4 separate regions of the Homo sapiens genome follow, and all the other regions are linked to region 3. The links are chromatin contacts, found by Hi-C in ENCODE. All regions are on one chromosome and are shown on one strand. Each heading gives the region's core, a stretch centred on a gene start or an enhancer-like site at or near the end of the contact. The rest is flanking DNA. Distances are from core to core; before and after follow the strand shown. Region 1 holds the start of LINC01852 (long intergenic non-protein coding RNA 1852). Region 2 holds the start of FAM98B (family with sequence similarity 98 member B). Region 3 holds the start of CDIN1 (CDAN1 interacting nuclease 1). Region 4 holds the start of ZNF770 (zinc finger protein 770).

Region 1 (4,354 bases), core at 947-3,446, 1.5 Mb before region 3:
CCTCACATGGCCTTCTTTCTTTCCAAGTGGGGTAGGATGAGGCAGATTCTCCCTCCTGTGGCCTTCAGGCATGCCATTGTAGCCCCTCCCTTGCTGAAACACAAAAACCTATGTCTTGGCTGGAGCTTTCCTGGCTTCCAAGTCTAGACCTCTGTGTCCAGTGTGTCCCCACGTGTTTGTGCCTCAAGTATCAGTGAAGCCTAGCGTGAAAGAGATCAGGCCCAGGAGTCACATTGTGTGACTTGGCCATTTAACATCTGTGTGACCTTGATAAAGTTAAAATTAACCCCTCTCAGCTTTGGTCTGTTTTCTGTAAAATGGGGGTAGTAATAGCATCTTCCTCATAGGCTATTGTGAGCATTCAATGAGGGAATGCGTGTAAAGTGCTTAGTATGGTACTTGGTATATGACAAGCACTCCTCTCTCTCTATCTGTGTGTATACTGATTCATTTTGTACATTTAGAAATAACCCATGCAAAGTAATCCTATCTCCATTTTAAGATTGTGAAGGTTTTTTCCTGCAGGACGAAAGAAGTCTTGGAGTAGCAAGTAACCAGTTTTTATTTCGTTGTATTTTTTAGCCACACCAAGGATGCAATACAGTCGGCCCTCTGTATCCGTCAGTTCTGCATCCATGGACTCAACCAACCGCAGATAAAAAATATTCAGAAAATAAATTCCACAAAGTTCCAAAAAGCAAACCTTGAATTTGTCCCACGCCAAGTACTACATTGAATCCAGGAGAATCAAGTGATGTGTAGGCATTGTTTAAGGCATCGTAAGTTAATTTAGAGACGAAGTAAAGTATAAGGGTGGATGTGCATAGGTTATATGCAAATATGTTGCATTTTATATACGGGACTTCAGCACCCAGGGTTTGGGTTATGGGTGGGGATGTGTCCTGGAACCAATCCCAACGGATACGGGGGAATGACTGTACTTTGAAGAGAGAGAGTAGCAATGTTCAAAATGCAGGAAGTGAAAGAAACACAGAGAGCATTCTTTGGAAAGATACTTGAAGGTTTTTTTCTAATCCTCAGCTCAAACCTGGGTTCCCACCCTTTTCCCACCAACTCAGAGAAAACTTTTTCTGACACAAAGGGAGAAAAGAAAACATATTTTTGAACAACACTTTTTTCTTGGAGGCTTTCTTTTTGAAAATTATTTTTAAGTTTGTTTGAGGCAATTTTTACTGGGATGAACCAGCTTCTTTTGGAGGGCGGACAAGTCTCTTCCCCTCTTAGATCTTATCTGCTTCTTATCTGTAAAATGAATGCATTAGGGTTGATAAGTCTTCCTATATCTGGTGTTCTTTGATTCTGCCATTCCCTGTTTAAGCCAGAGCCTAGGAATCTAGATCTGGAGGCTGTTTCTGTTTTAGATTGTGCACTAGAAATTAAGCACACACCGCCCCAACTCCCCCAGCTGCCTGAGACTTAAGAAAAAGTGAGACTGCAGTCCTTTGATTTGGCGTTAGAGCTCTCCGTGGCATTAACCTGTTGTTGGTCTAACCTGTGGGGCCAGAAGAAGTGTGCTCGAAATCTGTGAACATGGTTGCTGAACAAACGCGTTTTGGTTTCTTTCTTTTCCTTTTTTCCTTTTTCCCAGGAGTGAGGAGGGGGAGGAAAAAACTGGTCTTTGTTGTGAAGCCACGGTCCCAAACTTGAACCTAGAGGAATGTTAAAGCTCTGAAAAAAAGTTAGGGAGCAGCCTTGCAATTATGCACTCAGTCACAACAAGAGGGTAAGAACTTTCAAGGCACTGGATTGAAGAGACACAAAAGTCAGGAAATGACCCTTTCGTCGGGATTTCAGAGGCCGCAGAGGAGAAACAAAGTCCTCTCACAACTCGGGAAACTTCGGACCGTACCATCCCGAGGGGGCAAGGGTGGGGGAGGCCGGGAGAGGGCAGTGGAAATTGACATCTTCGTTCTCAACAAGCCGTGAGTAAACTGAGGATTTCCCGGCTGAAAGGACTCAGTGTCTGCCTGTCCCCGGCCCAGAAATGAAAGCGAGTTTCAGCCGATCCTCATTGTGGGGCCTGCTGAAAAAGCAGCCCGGGTCGCCCCGGCCAGCCCCGGCGTCCTGAATCGGAGCCCTGTGCGCGCCAGGCCGGGCCGCGCGCCCGGGTTGCAGGATGGCGTGCCCAGGCCAGCCCATCTGCGGCCGCGGGCCGGCGGGGAGGAAGCGTCCCTGGGGATGAATGGGGCTTTGTTCGTAGGCAGCCGCGGCTACCCTCTGCAGGCCCGGCCCGCACAACAGAGGCTGTATGCGAGAGGAATGGAAATGAGCCTCAGGCCCTGCCGAAGGAGCCCCATCCCCTTCCCCGCGCGGGGCTGAGGAATGCTGGCCAGCCGGAAAGGAACCCTCGCTGGGAACGCCGCTCTCGCGCCTCTGAAACCCCATTGAGAAGAACCCTTTGATGCAATTAAAGCGCATTTCATTGCAGGCCTGGGAGGAGGGAACGACCGGCAAGCTTTTTTCTGTCTCGGACGTGTGTATGCACCTTTGTGGGCCGGGTTACTTAGAGACCAGGCGGGAACTTGAGCTCCCTCTCTCGCAGACGTTCTGTAACATCAGAAAAGCGTACCCATAAACAGATTGGTTTTCACCAGGGGTGGAACTCAATTTGGACACGATCCAGGCTGACCTGCAGGCCGGGGTTCCTACTTTGAAAGGCTCTTTGGTGCGCCTTACACCCACCTTCCCTGCTGTAAAGGTTTAGGCGGAAAAGAAATTGCGTTTGCAGGAGGAAGTTGTTTCTGAGGTTACTGCTCAGCATTTTCCATTTTCTCAGTGGTGGGGTGGGCCGTGTCGCATATCCAGAAGTGATGTCACAGCCAGACCTGCAAAATGATGTAACCTGCAAGTGTTGAAGGACGACGATGGGACAGCTATTTTGATACTCGTATTATTTTATAACATTTCCCTGCTTTTTCCATTGAGACAACTGTGTGACCTCAGAAAATCCACATAGCCTCTCTGAACTTAGTATTTTTGTGTGTGTGTTAAAATGAGTATCACAAAGCCGGAGAACGAATGTGATGAAGTTCTGGGTGCTTGTGGAATTCTTTCTAAGTTGGAGGTGGACACTTTATCTACCTGCACAGGTGGAAGATATGTGGGTCTGGAACTCCGGTAAACAAAAAGATCCTATTGGGACCTCTATTTGGTTGACTTTGTGTCACTTTTTACTAGGGCTAATTGTCTAATGTCTCTTTCCACTAGTGTATGCCTCCTTGAGAACATGAACCTTTAAACAACAACAACAACAATAACAACACGAAGACAAAGTCCTGTCTGCTCTCCCAGGCTAGAGTGCAGCGTGCAATCGTGCAATCGCAGCCTACAGTAAGGTAGAATTCCTGGCCTCAAGCTATCCTCCTGCCCCACCGTGGCCTCCTGAAGGGCTCCGATTACAGGAGGGAGCCACTGCACCCAGCCAAACCTGTCTTTTATTCTGTATCTCCTGTGCCCAGAGCAGTCCCTGGCCCTGATAAGGGTTCAACAAATATGTTGAGTGAATGAACAAATACATTCAGGAGTGTAGGGATTGATACTAACTTGTTGGCTGTTTTCTGTTCCTTATAAATCTAAATAAGAAATAGGGAGAGCATGGTAGGTATTTGGGGTCCTCGGCGAGGCGTAAGTTCAGGAGAAGTTTGAAGGAAAGGGTAGGAAAACATTTTTGAGAGCACAAACATGCTACAAGTGTTTCCTGAAATGCCCCAAAGAAGAGTGCAGCACTCAGGTGGAGGAGTCATTTTTTCCAACTGAGTGGATGGTTAATACTGGCAAACATGAATCATGTTTTATATTCATAAGGAGTGTGCCTAGTCAATCACTGATTCTTTAAACACCCCAGAGAAGCAGGGCGGGAAGAGTAATGGCCATGCATGATGGACATCATTGTTTCTTATACGTTGCTCTAAATGTGTCCCCATGGTTCTTGTTATTTTGGGCCTGGTTTAGACTTCTATTTGGTTGTTTTCCTCTGAGGTCTGGAATACACGAATATGTTTTCCACTCAGAAAATCCAATACACTTTTGCATCCCAATCAGGAAGTTGATAAACATGAGATAGTAGAGTACTTGCTACCTTAAATATACCTCCACATGTCTGCAGGAAATACCATTCAAGTAATGCCTAGGTAAGCAAATGCCTGCTCCTGTCTTTTTCCCTCACTCTTACACCACACACACACACACACACACACACACACTGATCAGATGGTGAGTAATATAAAGTCTGTTTAAAGATGGGACCTCCATAATTCCTTGTTTGTGTCAGGGGCAATATGCGAAACACACGGCTGCCCACAACATTGTTTCTTGTCCTGTGGGTCCGTTTGGC
Region 2 (4,443 bases), core at 1,335-3,834, 1.9 Mb before region 3:
ACCCTTCTTATTTCAACTCAAATGTCACTTCCTCAGGAATCTATCACTAACCCCTAAGACTTCTTAGATCCTCCTGTTACATCACCCTGTTCTTTTCCTTTGACACATTTATTATAGTTTATAATTGTTTTTGTGATCATGTCTGTTTCTCCACTAGATTATAAACTCCACAAGGGTAGGAACCAAGTCTATTTTGCTCACCACTGACTCCTCAGAACGAGGTCCAATATACAGTGTGTTCAATAAATATTTAAAGGAAACTTCTCTCCATAGTAGTGTTTCTCAACTGAGTCTGTGAATCTTTTTAAAAATATGCAGGTCTGTACTGTACCTCTGAAGATTATGATTCGGTCAGTCTATGGTATATACTAGACTGGAACAGTTTTTCACAAGTTCCACACGACTCTGATGTACTTCCAGTGTTGAGATCTACTATTCCACAAAATCAGAGACTATCAGAACTGAAAGAGACTTCTAAAATCATCTGCTCCAGCCCTCTCTTTTCACAGATGAGAAAACTGACTGACTCCTAGCCTATCCTGTTTTCACCTGTATCACTAAATTGTCCTTTCACATAGATTTTTCCCTTCAAATGCCTCCCATTAATTTATTTTACATGACAAACTGAAGTACCTTTGCTGATATCCTCAATACCTTACAACAGAAAATGCATTATTCACTATCTACATGGATATTTGAAAACACAGTGTTCCATTACAACACATATTGTAAATAACTACTTTTTTCACATCGTATTATCATAGGAGAATTCAAACTTCAAAATGTTGCCCTCATAGTTATTCCAGGAAAAACTAATTTTGGAGTGTGTAAACTGTTTTACTTTCCATGTTGAATAATCTGACTAATTTTCCTTGATAAAAATCAAGATTATAGCAATGAATTTTCTAAAACACTTATAATATGAACAATAAGTTCAAGAAATGAAGAAAGAAGAAAAGCACTGCCTTTTCCTTTTTCATAAACCATTTATGAGTTCCCAATATTCTTACCTGAAGTACTTGGGAGCTCAAACTGTTTGGAGCCTAAATAATTCTACTAAGTATTTTCAGTTCTTGTTTTGGTTCCTTCTTAACCAAGTTAAGTGAGAACTTCCAAGGGACTTCACAGAAGTAAAAATGCCCCCTAAATAATCAATGGCACTGTTCTTTCGTTTGACAAATATGTATTCACGATCTACTAAGTGCAAGACTCCGTAACCCTGGGTCACTGCAAAGTAGGTATTATCAGGGTTCAACTAAAGAAACAATTGATAGAGGGGCAAATGCAGTTTTAGAGAAGATAAAGTGGGGTGTGGGATTGGTTCAAGCTTCATAATAACGCTGCAAAGGCACAGCTTCCCCTATCAAGAAACAGCAGCACGTAGCAGGGCAAACAAATGTGCAGATGGCTCCAAGCTCTTTATTTAATGTGCACTGTATGACTCAACTATCTGGTCCTATGCTTACTGCTGTGGACTCTTCTCTAAGCTTTTCTTCATTCATTTACTCATTCATTCAACCACTATTTACTGTAAAAGACTCCGTTCTAGTGTGTTGCTGGGAAAACATCGGTGAATAAAATATGCAAAGCATCAGTTTTCCAGGAGCTGACTTGGGGAGGAGGAGGAATAAAACGAGGGAGAAGCAGAGTTCAAGAGACAAATGAATGGGCAGGACATGATAATTTGGGATGGGGACAAGAGCTGTGTGGAAAAAAACAGGATGAGGTTGAGGGGGAGATTACGAACCACCACACTTGTTAAGTATTAACATTACTCCCACCTCCACCCTGAGTTCTCACAGCACTTACCATTCTGCACTGTAAATACCAGCCGGCAGCAGACTTGCAGCCTGCGCGACTATGTAAGCCAAGAGTAATCTGAAAAACTATCCTTTTCCCTTGCCTAGGGGAAATTTACAAACGTAAATATGTGTAAATTAATATACAAGCTAATATACACGTTGACGAACGGACGAAATGGTTGAAAGAACGAACTCGCAATGAACTACAACACTTTCTCCGGTCAAAGTAAAAGCCATTCGCTCCAGAGCCCCAAGTAAGCCACAAGTTGTACATTGTAGGAGACAACAGTCCTCAACAGCAGCTCAGGTTCCAGCACCTCCCTCCGGGCGCCAGAACTACGTCAACACAAATATCACCTGCGGGCGCGAGCTAGCCCAGAAAACCGGTGCTAGAAGGGCCGCTCCGCGCCACCCGGCGGATTCCTGCAACAGAGTTTCGAGGCAAGAAGTTTCGAAGAGGGGGCCACGAACCCCAGCTCTCCGGCCCTGCTCCACCCCCCAAATAGATTTCTCTCCCGCCTCCCGCTTAACTCCGTCGGCGCCGGAGGGATCGAGGCAGGGAAGGAGGCCTACACATGGCCGCCCAGGCCCACAGAGGCCCAAGGGAAGTAGGCTAAGCAGCCAGGCCAAGGAGAGGTTGCGTTTTCAGGGAAAAGGCGTCTCCAAAAGCACTCACCCCAGCGCCTCCAGTGTGTCCAGCACGTCTCCCTCCATCGTCGGTTGGGGACCCGGCTCCGGCCCTCTCATGGTCCTTTGGCCCAGAGCTGTTCGGCGCTCTAAGTAGCCCGCCGGAAACTAGCGTCACCGCGCCAAGGTTCCGGTCCGGGTCTGGCCGGTAACTGCCTGAGAGCACAGCTGAAGAAGGGCGCAAAGGTTCCCAGCCCCGAGGCAATAAACACTTCATAGTGCCTAAAACCGCTGCGTGTAACGATAATAATTTTTTAAAAGAATAGTAGAAATAATAAATAATAGTAATAAAGAGTTCTCTGTGTTGGGACTTTTCTGTGTGTTCAAATAAATTTTAGCAAATATCGTGGTATCGGGTTGATCTCAACCTATCCGATTCCAGACCTTTTTAATAACAGAAATCTGAAATAAAATTATAATTATCTTCAGCTAAAATTAGTAACTAATATCACATGCCTACACATATAATTTTTAAATCAATATACACGACGATGCTTCAACTTGAAGGAAAAAATGAAGTAATTTATAACAAGGTAATATTTTTCTCCTTATGAAATGCGGAAGACCAATGAAGTGATCAGATGCTTGCATCTATCTATGTAGAATCCCCTCAACTGCATATTCAGATGATGTGCTTCATTGCTGACAAAGCATTAGTTGTATAAGCAACAAACATACCGCCAGCAAAGTAAGGTAGTTGATGTGGTTTTCCAAAATTGTGGCGAATTCTCTGTAAAGTTCCAAACAAACAAAACATAATATACCCTCTGTGTACTATCCATGAAGAATTCAATCTCTTATCTAAAGGATTTAAAAAATGTATTTTAGGGTTCATATGTAAAAGGTACTAAGAGTATAAGGTTAGATCATTATTAGCAGGCATGTCACCTACATGAATACTCTAGCAGAACTGTTGGAAATCCTGCATGAAGTATAACTATTGATCCCTTGTATGGACCTGTCCCTTCCATTGCAGACTACATAGCATTCGTAGCCCCAGTCCAATAAAGACCAGTAATGCTCTCGCCTTCCTAATTATGGTTACAAACAAAAAGCATACCCATAAATGTGTAAAACACTCAAAGGTAAGCTGTAGTAGTCCACTCTCATATTGCTATAAAGATATACCTGAGACTGGGTAATTTATAAAGAAAAGGGGTTTAATTGGCTCATGGTTCCACAGGCTGTACACGAAGCATGATGCTGGCATCTGCTCCACTCCTGGGGAGGCCTCAGGAAATGGACAGTTGTGGCAGAAGGGGAAGGGGGAGTGCAGCTATCACGTGGCCGGAGTAAGAGGAAGAGAGAGGGTGCAGGGAGGCAGGGAGGTGCCACACACTTTTTTTTTTTTTTTCAGTCTCGCACTGTCGCCCAGGCTAGAGTGCAGTGGCATGATCTCAGCTCACTGCAAACTCCGCCTCCCGGGTTCACGCGATTCTCCTGCCTCAGCCTCCCGAGTAGCTGGGATTACAGGCGCCCACCACCACACCCGGCTAATTTTTGTATTTTTAGTAGAGACGGGGTTTCACCAGGTTGGTCAGGCTGGTCTCGAACTCCTGACCTCGTGATCTGCCACACACTTTTAAAAAACCAGATCTCATGATAAACTCACTCACTATACAGTGCCAAGGCAGGAATGGTGTCAAACCATTCAAGAGAACTCTGCCCTCATGATCCAATCACCTCCCACCAGGTCCCTCCTCCAACATTGGGGATTATAATTTAACATGAGATTTGGGCACAGACACAGATCCTAACCATATCATAAACTCAACCATACATTTGTATAATGACTATTATTACTGTATATTTTAGTGTTGTACAAGGCTTAAGCGTAAAATTACTTGCAGTTTAATGTATCTGAATTCATCTCCAAATAAGGGAGAGGAGAATGTATATTAGTGGTTACTGCCTCTTGTCAGAGTTGGGGTGTCATAGAAGGTACTAGTCTTAG
Region 3 (4,979 bases), core at 2,105-4,604:
AAATTAGGCAAAGGATACCAAACAGGTAATTCAAAGGAAAATTAAGTGGTCAAAAAAATTTGGAAAAAGGTACAACCTATAATAATTTTTAAAATGCTAACTACAAGATGTCATTCTTGATCGAACATATTAAAGATTAAATAATGACTCTTCTCAATACTGGAAAAGTTGCAGAGACAGAGACTCTCACGCTCTGCTAGTAAAAGGACTAGTACAATTTTTTTAAATTTGTCAGTATACATCAAAATCCTTGAAAACATAATTATGCTTTGATTTGAATTAGCTAGTGATTGTCTAAGTGTGGCTGTGGACTTGGAGTCCCTGAGACCCTCTCACAGGTCTACAGGGTCAACACGACTATTTTTATAAAAATAGCAAGATAGTATTTTCCTTTTGCGCTGTATTCACATTTGGACTTATGGTACAAAAACAATGGTGAGTAAAACTGCCAGCTCCTGAGCATAAAACAAGGCACAAATCATAGGCATCATAACTGTACTAGTAGTCACTGTATTCACTGCCACACACGTGCAGGAAAAACAAAACAAAACAAGACTTTCACTAAAGAATATTCTCTTATTAATTGCATTAAATCTCAACCCTTGAATACACAACCTTTTAACATTCTGTATGACTAGAGTAAATACAAAGCACATATACTTCATATCAAAGTATGATGGTTGCCTCCCAGGAAAGCACTTGTATGACTGTTTGAGAGCTGAACTAGCTACTTTTTCTAGGGAACACCATTTTTACTTGAATTAATGATAACAAAGTATATTATTCAGATTTAAGTATCTGGCAGACACTTTCTCAAAAATAAACAATGTGAGCCTGTCATTTCAAGGAAAACAACTAATAGCATTTGTTGCCAATGATAAAATTTGAGCTTTCAAGGGAAAATTCAAATACTGGAATGCTCATATCCATCACCACAAGCTTGACAGCTTCAAATCTTACAGACTTCTGATGAGATTAGAGATGATATTAACAAATGTAATTTTTTGATATTGTATAATGAAAGGTGACATTTGTAAGATCTGCACAACTCACAAGCAACATTTTACAAAGGAATAATGCACGATGATAACAAATCAGGCATGGGTAAAAGATCCATTCAAGTTCAAAATAGGCCAATGGATTGTAATGCAACAAGGTAACAATCACCTTGATGTGGTGATTCACCCACCTCAGCCTCAGGAGTAGCTGAGTAGCTGGGTCTAAAGGCACATGCCACCACACCCAGCTAATTTTTTGGATTTTTATTAGAGACGGGGTTTTGCTACGTTGCCCAGTCTGATCTGGAACTCCTGGCCTCAAGTGATCCTCCCATCTCGGCCTCCCAAAGCGCTGGGATTACAGGCGTGAGCCACCACACCCAGCCCTAAATAGCTCTTTAATCCCTTCTTTTGCGGATTAGTAGTTCAGCTCTCTCTAAATAAAGTTTCCTGTGGAAGGAGAGTTGTTATTTATTCCCTGTATGGCATTTGGGAGAAGTGAAAAAGATTTGAGTATATCATGAATAAGAAAGAAAAGAGCATAAGAGAATACACCAGACAGAAGGGAGGCTTTTGTAAGTGTTGATTAAAGTAACAGACACTTACTTATTATAGAGAAGACAAGGTATTTGCTAGAGAAAAGAACGAAAAAGAGAAAAAGAGGGAGAGGAAGAGAAAAAAAAGCAAAATTACAAGTGATTGCATACATAGTGAGAGGAGAATATCAAAATGTATGCTCTTTCTTAAAACTGCCCAGAAAAATCTACCTATTCCCTTGGCTGACCAGTCTTCACCCATTTCACTGTTCATGTGCAGAACTGGCAAGAGTTAATGACAGAAAATTAAATTATGTGTCAATTTTGTTCCTTCTTAGCAAGTCTGATAAAATACTAAAGGCTATAAAGGGATAAATATTGCCCTAAATCAAATCTGGATAATATTGAAAAGAGACTCCTTCATTTTACAGACTAGGAAAACCAAGTCCTTCAAAAAGCAAAGTCATAACAGAACTTAAACTTATGCTTCAATTTGTACTTTGATACCTATTATCCAATTACCTTTCTTTTCTCAAGAAATTACTTCTGTCGTGTTTGTTCAGGGACTGAATACGTCAAGGATGGGGAAGCTCTCCATTAGGAATAACCATGCTCAGTGCCACAAAACAAAATGGTACAGGTTTGGATTTGGTTTTTCATTAGGAAAAAAGTAAACAAACATTCTCTGCTTTTAACACAACATAAATACAGTGACCTGGTTGTCCTCAACTGGTTCCTCATGTAATGTTGGGGTCTCAGTTTCCACTTCATTAAAATGAGAAATCTACATAATTCCCAAAGTCCTTTCTTAGAAAGTTGGATAATTCTAAAATCGCTGAAAAAAGAAGTGTTTGGGGGAGGAAGTATGAAATACACCCGGAATGTGTGTATGCATAACATATATGGAGAAACTTTAGATCTGGTTGTTCAAATGGCCAATGACCCAAGAGTGGAATCCCTGGGTACCCTGCTCTCTGATTGGATTGAGAACCCTTGAGGTCACTTAATTCCACAGTTAACAGTACAAGCCACAGTCAAACAGTATGAAGCCGCTTTACCTCTATGCTCCCTTGTTTGTTTCCAACGGCCAATTGAAAAGGGTCCTCCATTTGCTCCTTTCGAATCTACAATTCATATTCCCACCCATCATTCATTCCTACTATCTGTCAATTAACCTCTGGTCATTTATGAAGCACCTACTATGTTCACCCATCACCTAGCACGTACCACGTTTTCCATAAATATCTGTTGACTTGAATTTAATTGCAAGGCCTTGGAAGGCTGCCATGAACTCACCGTTAAGAGTTTTGTGTGGAAGGCGAGTGAAAGAATAAACCTTTTTTCGCCAACCTCGACCTCCTAACGCCTGACACTGGTGTTCCTCCCCACTCATGTGTGACACGTGGTTCCTAAGCGCTGCCTGGGCGGCCCAGGCACTGCTGCTGCAGGCAAAGGGCTGTGAGAGGGGAGAGATGGACACTTACCTGGGAAACCTCTGCTTCAGCTTCCTCAGGCTCTGCCTGGTAGGCGGCACAGACACTAGGCACTGGGCTATCTCGTCGTACTGAGCTTTGGTCAGTATCATGTTGGGCCAGGGACCAGGAGGTGGCGGGAACAAGGAAAAAACACCCTGGGGCTCAAGTAGCCTTGGTGCCGAGGGATGAGGGGTAGGCAAAGCGGCACAGGCCCGGGTCCTCGCCTGCTTGGCTTGCCCCAATCCCCCCTGAAACACACCCCTAGCTGCAAAAGCGGGGCGGAGACTCGCCCGGTCCCAGGCTCCACCGGCACCTCCGCGGCGGGGACTGGCTGTACACCAGAGTGCCCTAGCTTGGCTTACTGAGCAGCCGCAGTGGTGCGCCGAAGGCAACTAGCCGCCATGTCAGTTAAGGGCAAACCAACCAGGAAGTAGCGGCCGCCCTTGGAAAGGCGCCGCGCCAGAGTTTCAGTAGGCAGGTAGGAATCCAGGGCATCGCCCACCTAGGATCAAAGGGTCAACAAGGGATGCTTTGTACTCTCCCAATTACTAGAAGCCAGGGCGGCCTGACGCACAGACCAGGCGGCAGGTCTCACGAGTGCCCCGCGATCCTTCAGCGTGAGCCCCCGAAAGCCCCTGCCAGAGCGCGCGATTTGAATACACTTCCTAACGCGCCAGTTTGAGCGCTCCTCGGAGCGTGGACTGGCCTGCCGAGAAACCATGTCTTCACTCTACCAAGTCTGTCATGGTCCGAGCAGGAAAACTCACTAGGGTCGCTGTAAACATAATTTGGCTTGTGTTGAGGAAGCCCTACAACTTCTGTACATCGCGTGGAAGGCAGTTTTGTCCTTGTTGAGAAACAGACTTGAAACAAATCCGACGTCATCAAACAGCCGGCAGTAAAGAATGTCACTTTTGGCCGGGCGCGGTGGCTGACGCCTGTAATCCCAGCACTTTCGGAGGCCGAGGCGGGCGGATCACGAGGTCAGGAGATCGAGACCATCCTGGCTAACACGGTGAAACCCCGTCTCTACTAAAAATACAAAAAATTAGCCGGGCGTGGTGGCGGGCGCCTGTAGTCCCAGCTACTCAGGAGGCTGAGGCAGGAGAATGGCGTGAACCCGAGAGGCAGAGCTTGCAGTGAGCCAAGATCGCGCCACTGCACTCCAGCCTGGGCGACAGCGAGACTCCGTCTCAAAAAAAAAAAAAAAAGTCACTTTCACTCCTTGCAGTTAGCTGCTCAAGGTCTAAAATCGCATCTTATTGTAACCCCAGTTCTCAGAAAATAGTAGGCGCTCAATAAATGTTTGGAGTAATGAGCCAATCTTTTTTTATTTTCTATATGTATTGTGAATGGATCTCAGTTCTCCTAAAGCAATTTGTTGGGATATCAGTCCCTCATTTAATCTCTTTTCTAAAATCTGTTTGGTTCTTAGAAGGTCATGTGTTGTGTTTCTCTTCTGATTTCAACAATTTAAGCAAACTAAAGCAAAGGTGCTTAGACTTTAGAGAACCTGTAAGTGGTTTAAAATTTTTCATCTGGAATAATGCCTGGGTTGGAAGTTTTAGATATACCTCCTTGAATAAATTCCTTAATCCATCGAAGCCTCATTTCTTTTGTCTGTAAAACTGATTTAATTCATGGAGGTGTTTTATTTGTGTATGTTTGATGTAGAGATGGAGTCTTACTCTGTCGCCCAGGCTGGAGTGCAGTGGCTCCATCGTGGCTCACTGCACCCTCGAACTCCTGGGCTCCAGCGATCTTCCCACCTCAGCCTCCCGAGTAGTTGGGACTACAGGCACATGCCACTACACCTGGCTAATTTTAAAATTTTTCTCTAGAGATGAAGTCTCGCTTTATTGACCAGGCTAGTCTCAAACTCCTGACCGGAAGTGATGCTCCAGCCTCTACCTCCCAAAGTACTGGGATTACAGGCATTAGCCACTTCGCCCGGGCATGGGCTGTTTTTA
Region 4 (4,460 bases), core at 1,293-3,792, 1.6 Mb after region 3:
CTGCAGCTCAGGGACCATCTGTACCTGGAACCTCCAAGCAGATTTAGATGTTCTTTCCTCCTATATATATCTGCTCTTATCATATTGTATTAATACTTGTTTGTATGTTATTTTCCCCTCTGGGCTAGAAACTAATTTAAGGTTCAGGGCCTAACTGCTTCATCTTTATATAATTGGAAGTGAATATTTAGAGCTTGGTACCTGATATGTCTTTTCTTCTTTTTCTTTTTTTGAAACAGAGTCTCGCTCTGTCGCCCAGGCTAGAGTGCAGTGGCACATCTTTTCTATTTTTATTATTATTTATTTAAGACAGAGTCTTGCTCTGTCATCCAGGCTGGAGTGCAGTGGCATGAACACGGCTCACTACAGCCTTTAACTCCTGGGCTAGAGCAATCCTCCCACCTCAGCCTCCTGAGTAGCTGGGACTACAGGCACGTGCCACCACGCCCGGCTAATTTTTGTATTTTTAGTAGAGACAGGGTTTCACAATGTTGGCCAGGCTGGTCTCGAACTCCTGACCCATGATCTACCCGCCTCGGCCTCCCTAAGTGCTGGGATTACAGGTGTGAGCCACCGCGCCCAGCCTAGGTTAAATAACTTCTAAGGACACAACTAGTAAGCTGCAGCATTAAGATACTAATTCAAACGTATGTCATGCACCCCCTTTATTTTTCATTCTCATACTATCTTTTCTTCACCCTGCCACCTCTGCCCTACCATGTTCTGTCCTGCCCCCACATTTTTTATTTATTCATAGTCTACCCACTACTGCTAGTTCAAATTTCACATATTCAATGAAATCTTCCTTGATTACTCTTATTCATGTTAATTTCTCTTTTTTTTCCAGAAGGCTCCTGAGATAGCTCTCACGGTAAATGGGGGAGGTTATGACATGGGGCATGTGGCCTTGGAGAATAGCCTATTCAAGTCCTAACTGCTTTCACACTCAATATATATTCAGACTCTCCATGCAAAGGCCAATTTGTTTTGCAGGTAATGGATAAAGAACGAATCTCACCCTCCAGTGGTCCCCAATTTCAGGTAGTGTTTTCTCATGATATGGATGTATCTCCTAAGGCTGATGTGGCTGATGATGGATGCAATTGTTTGCATTATTTGGCTGAGTTAAGTTTCCCAGGAGTAGCTGCAGAATGGAGCAGATTTACAAGGGTTATCCGGACAAACAGCATCCCCACTTTGGGACTAGCATTTAGGACACCAGAAGTCTTTCCTTTCCCTTCTCCACCCCTGCTTCTGTTGGAAGCAGACTTCAACCCCTCCCAAATCTGACTCCTTCAGGGTTCCTACATGAGAAGCAAAAGCTCATTTCCTATTCGCCATTTCCTCATGCTAACACATCCAAAACAGAGAATTTTTGTTGGCTCAGCTGCTTTAATTTTTTTGGTAGAGGAAAATATATCAACATTAGAAACCATTGATTTTTGTTGCTGATGGTCCTTAGAAAGTAATGCAAAAAGTTGCTTAGAGTTAAAAAAGTATGCCTGATAATCTGCTTTCATTTCCTCCTTTCTCAAGGTGATACAATTACAATCAGAACCTGCAAAAAATCCACAGTAAATTCTTCTCTAATGCCTTTTGCACTTAAAATCTTTAGTAGATACCTTAGCATCTTATTCAGTAATAACATGCCAACTTAGTCTGTAACTAAATATTTGGTCTTCAATTGTGACTACATAAAATGCTGAAATATCTATAACTTGGGAAGCAGCAGTTATAAATGCAGGTCTGGTATTAGACAACCTGTGTTCAAATCGCACCTCTATCGTTTATTAACTGTGTGACATTAAGTTCCTTAACGTCTCTGATAGCCTCATTTTCCTCATCTTAAAATGGGATCCTATCATTTCATAAAGTTGTATTCTATATGAGTAATTAATAATGATAATAGTTCTTTGAAGGCCTACTACACTAGGAATTATGTTGAGCACTTCACACTCATTTTATCTAATTGTGAGAACAGGGCTTCGTACACTGTAGACAACCAAAACATACTGAATGATTGAGGCGGGGCTAATGAGGTCCGCAGCTGGCACGCCATTAGAGGAGTCGCGAGTGGAGCTCAGTCATGTCTGCCCACAAAGCGCCTGCGCTTGACCTCTACGTTATATTTACTTTGGCAATGTACAAAGTGGTGAGGACAGTCCTAGCCCGGAGGGCCCCTAACACATTGTCGTCTTCTTATCCTCGGCCCTCTGCGTTAGAGAGGGCTGCCCCGAATCGGCTTTGAACGCTGACTCGCCCTTTTCCAGTCGGCCCTTGAGCCCACTAGTCAGGGCTACAGCGTTTTCCTAACCGAGGTTCAGAGGTGAGATGGAAAATGTACCCGTCTTTATTCTGTTCTCTCCCCTGCAATGACAGGGTGAATGGCGGTGGGGTTGGGGGCACGTCTCCAGAGTCCCAGTCCGCTCGGGACCCGCGGACCGCCCGGAGGCGACAACGGCCCTGAAATTGGGGGGAGCTTGTTTCCAGCCGGACTGTGTCCCTGGGCGCGCCAGAGCGCCGCGCCTGCGCGCTCAGCCCGTTGCCGCGCCGGCCCTGCGGACGTGCGCGCGCTGCCTTCGCGGCACCTGGGCCTGAGGTGCGTGCCTCCCGGGCCCTCGCCAGCTCCAGATGCGTGAGGAGGACTTCAGAAACCCGACTGAGAAGTGGAGCGACCCCCAGGGAGGGTCGGACCTGCCTCAATACCGCCAAGGTGCCTGGGGACCCAAGAACGGGGGCTCCACAACCTCAGTTCCTGAGCTCCTTTTGCTTTCTCACTTCCCCACCTATTGAGTGCGTCTCACGCGGAGCAGAAATTTGAGAGGAAGGCGTAGAGGGATTTTTTTTTGTTGTTGCTGTGGGTTGTATCACATGTGGCGTTTTCATCCTGGCTGCAGCCAAAGCAGTTTTTACCCTTACCCTTCCTTTCCTGGCGTGGGATTTTGTGGTTTCTGGACTCGGCTCGACCATTACGTGCTTATTATTGGTTGTGGGCCTTTAGAACGAGGACTGTGTGTCAGTGTCCTTTGTCCAGTGTAGTCCACTGGGAGGGAGAGGTGAGGGTTCAAGGCCAAGAGAATGGGCCCGGGGCGAGTGGGGCAGAAGCAGCCGCCGGAGATTATTCCCCAACTGAAAGTTGTGTGTGTTTCTCTTAGGTCTTTCATTTCTTGTTCGCTTACTTTCGTGAAATCCTCACATCGTTTTAATGGTACTAGTCAAGACAAGAAAATCAACAGGCTTTCAGCCTTGAGGCAACATTGGATATTATTGAGGTCAGTTTTTACAGTTTTTACAGTCTTCACGTAGAGTATCTTGTTCTTGTCAGGATAAATTCTGGATTGAACCACTGAGCAGATCTACTATTCTTTTATTTCAGTTTAAGATAAGAAAAATTACAGTCTTTTTTATTTTTATGTTATCAACAAAAATCGGTTGAAATGGGATTTGGAGCTCCATGAGTGCGTGAGGTGAGGATCCCTAACCTGACTCTCATAAACAGGAGATAGGATCACCACTTGCCACTAATGGTTCTAACAATCTAGGGCTCCCAGTAAGTGCTTTTCCACGTGGTGGGAGGCAAGTGACAACAGTTATCCAATCTTAGTGCTAACAATGGATGATTAACCGTAGCTCCTTTTTGGTACAGGAGCTGTAGGTAGCCAATCCCTGTTTTAATCAGAGGTAGTTGTGGTGTGTGATTTTTTTCTTTTAGGCGTGTTCCACGAAAGCATTTATTAAAGGGAAGAAGAAACATACAAAAGGAATTGAATCTGGCTTTATACCAAAATCCTGTGTGATCATTCAGTCCTGACATTGGACAATTACCAGGCTTTGCCTGACTGGCCTCAAGGGCCAAGCTGTCCTCCCACACCATACTCGATATGGGCCGGTGCATTGCAGTTTTCTGGAGGGGGTTGCAGTCAAGGACTTGCCCTGCCCCTCCTGCTAGATATGCAAATCCCATAACTTCTTTCCTAGCCTGGGTACCTCCATTTGGAGGCCCTCCTAGGAAGGACCGTGGCTAAGACACTTTTCTCCATTTTTGACCCAGCTTCTTTCACTCCTAGACCTTCCCCTCCCTTTCCTATTCTGAAGTTCCATAAGAGGCAGGAGATTTTTGTTAGGGGCTCCTTTCAGTGAGAGGATTACCTCATATGCACTGCATCAACTGACCCTCACCCAGTGTCCTTGTATTTAGTAGACCACTGGGGAGCCAGTGCCTCTTTTTACCACTTGCTTGCACTGTCACAGTAAGTGAATAAAGGCTTGATTACTTTTGGTTTGACTCATTGTCCTGATTGACTACCTTGGCACCTAATTGCTGCCAAGTTCTTTGCAGTTCACTGGATTCATGACTTAATTTTAATTATCATGACTGTTGCTCTGTATCGGCATGTTTAGAGACTTTGGAGCTTGTTCACCTCTAATTTCTCTAATTCAAGCTACTGAAAATGCATATT

Evidence for each region. A loop is a pair of places that touch in the nucleus more often than their neighbours do. Pooled maps may share reads with other maps.
Region 1: a map with no recorded cell type shows a loop between it and region 3 (4-fold over the local background). The contact joins the promoter of LINC01852 here to the promoter of CDIN1 in region 3. A Hi-C loop is called at or near these places in 2 of 37 single-sample maps with no recorded cell type and 1 of 50 pooled maps.
Region 2: a loop to region 3 is called in a map of CD8-positive, alpha-beta T cell, with 9 times the contacts of the local background. The contact joins the promoter of FAM98B here to the promoter of CDIN1 in region 3. A Hi-C loop is called at or near these places in 3 of 168 maps with a recorded cell type or tissue (CD4-positive, alpha-beta T cell, CD8-positive, alpha-beta T cell and naive thymus-derived CD4-positive, alpha-beta T cell) and 7 of 50 pooled maps.
Region 4: a loop to region 3 is called in a map of CD8-positive, alpha-beta T cell, with 27 times the contacts of the local background. The contact joins the promoter of ZNF770 here to the promoter of CDIN1 in region 3. A Hi-C loop is called at or near these places in 5 of 168 maps with a recorded cell type or tissue (CD4-positive, alpha-beta T cell, CD8-positive, alpha-beta T cell, ascending aorta and 1 more), 2 of 37 single-sample maps with no recorded cell type and 21 of 50 pooled maps.

The regions. Positions count from the first base shown.
Region 1 is chr15:38,070,832-38,075,185 of GRCh38, reverse strand. It overlaps LINC01852 (long intergenic non-protein coding RNA 1852), which reads left to right and starts at 2,196. Exons shown (of 3, transcript NR_147201.1): 1 at 2,196-3,138; 2 at 3,229-3,356. RefSeq lists an enhancer at 1,853-2,718.
Region 2 is chr15:38,452,268-38,456,710 of GRCh38, reverse strand. FAM98B (family with sequence similarity 98 member B) reads right to left here and starts at 2,584. Exons shown (of 8, transcript NM_173611.4): 1 at 2,479-2,584. The coding sequence starts at 2,549. RefSeq lists enhancers at 2,167-2,266, 2,327-2,436.
Region 3 is chr15:36,578,001-36,582,979 of GRCh38, reverse strand. CDIN1 (CDAN1 interacting nuclease 1) reads right to left here and starts at 3,354. Exons shown (of 11, transcript NM_001321759.2): 1 at 3,019-3,354. The coding sequence starts at 3,119. RefSeq lists an enhancer at 3,116-3,235.
Region 4 is chr15:34,986,369-34,990,828 of GRCh38, reverse strand. ZNF770 (zinc finger protein 770) reads left to right here and starts at 2,542. Exons shown (of 3, transcript NM_014106.4): 1 at 2,542-2,713; 2 at 3,156-3,272. LOC105370764 (a long non-coding RNA gene) reads right to left here and starts at 2,471. Exons shown (of 5, transcript NR_188212.1): 1 at 2,345-2,471; 2 at 1,019-1,144. RefSeq lists enhancers at 2,358-2,447, 3,854-3,903, 3,984-4,043.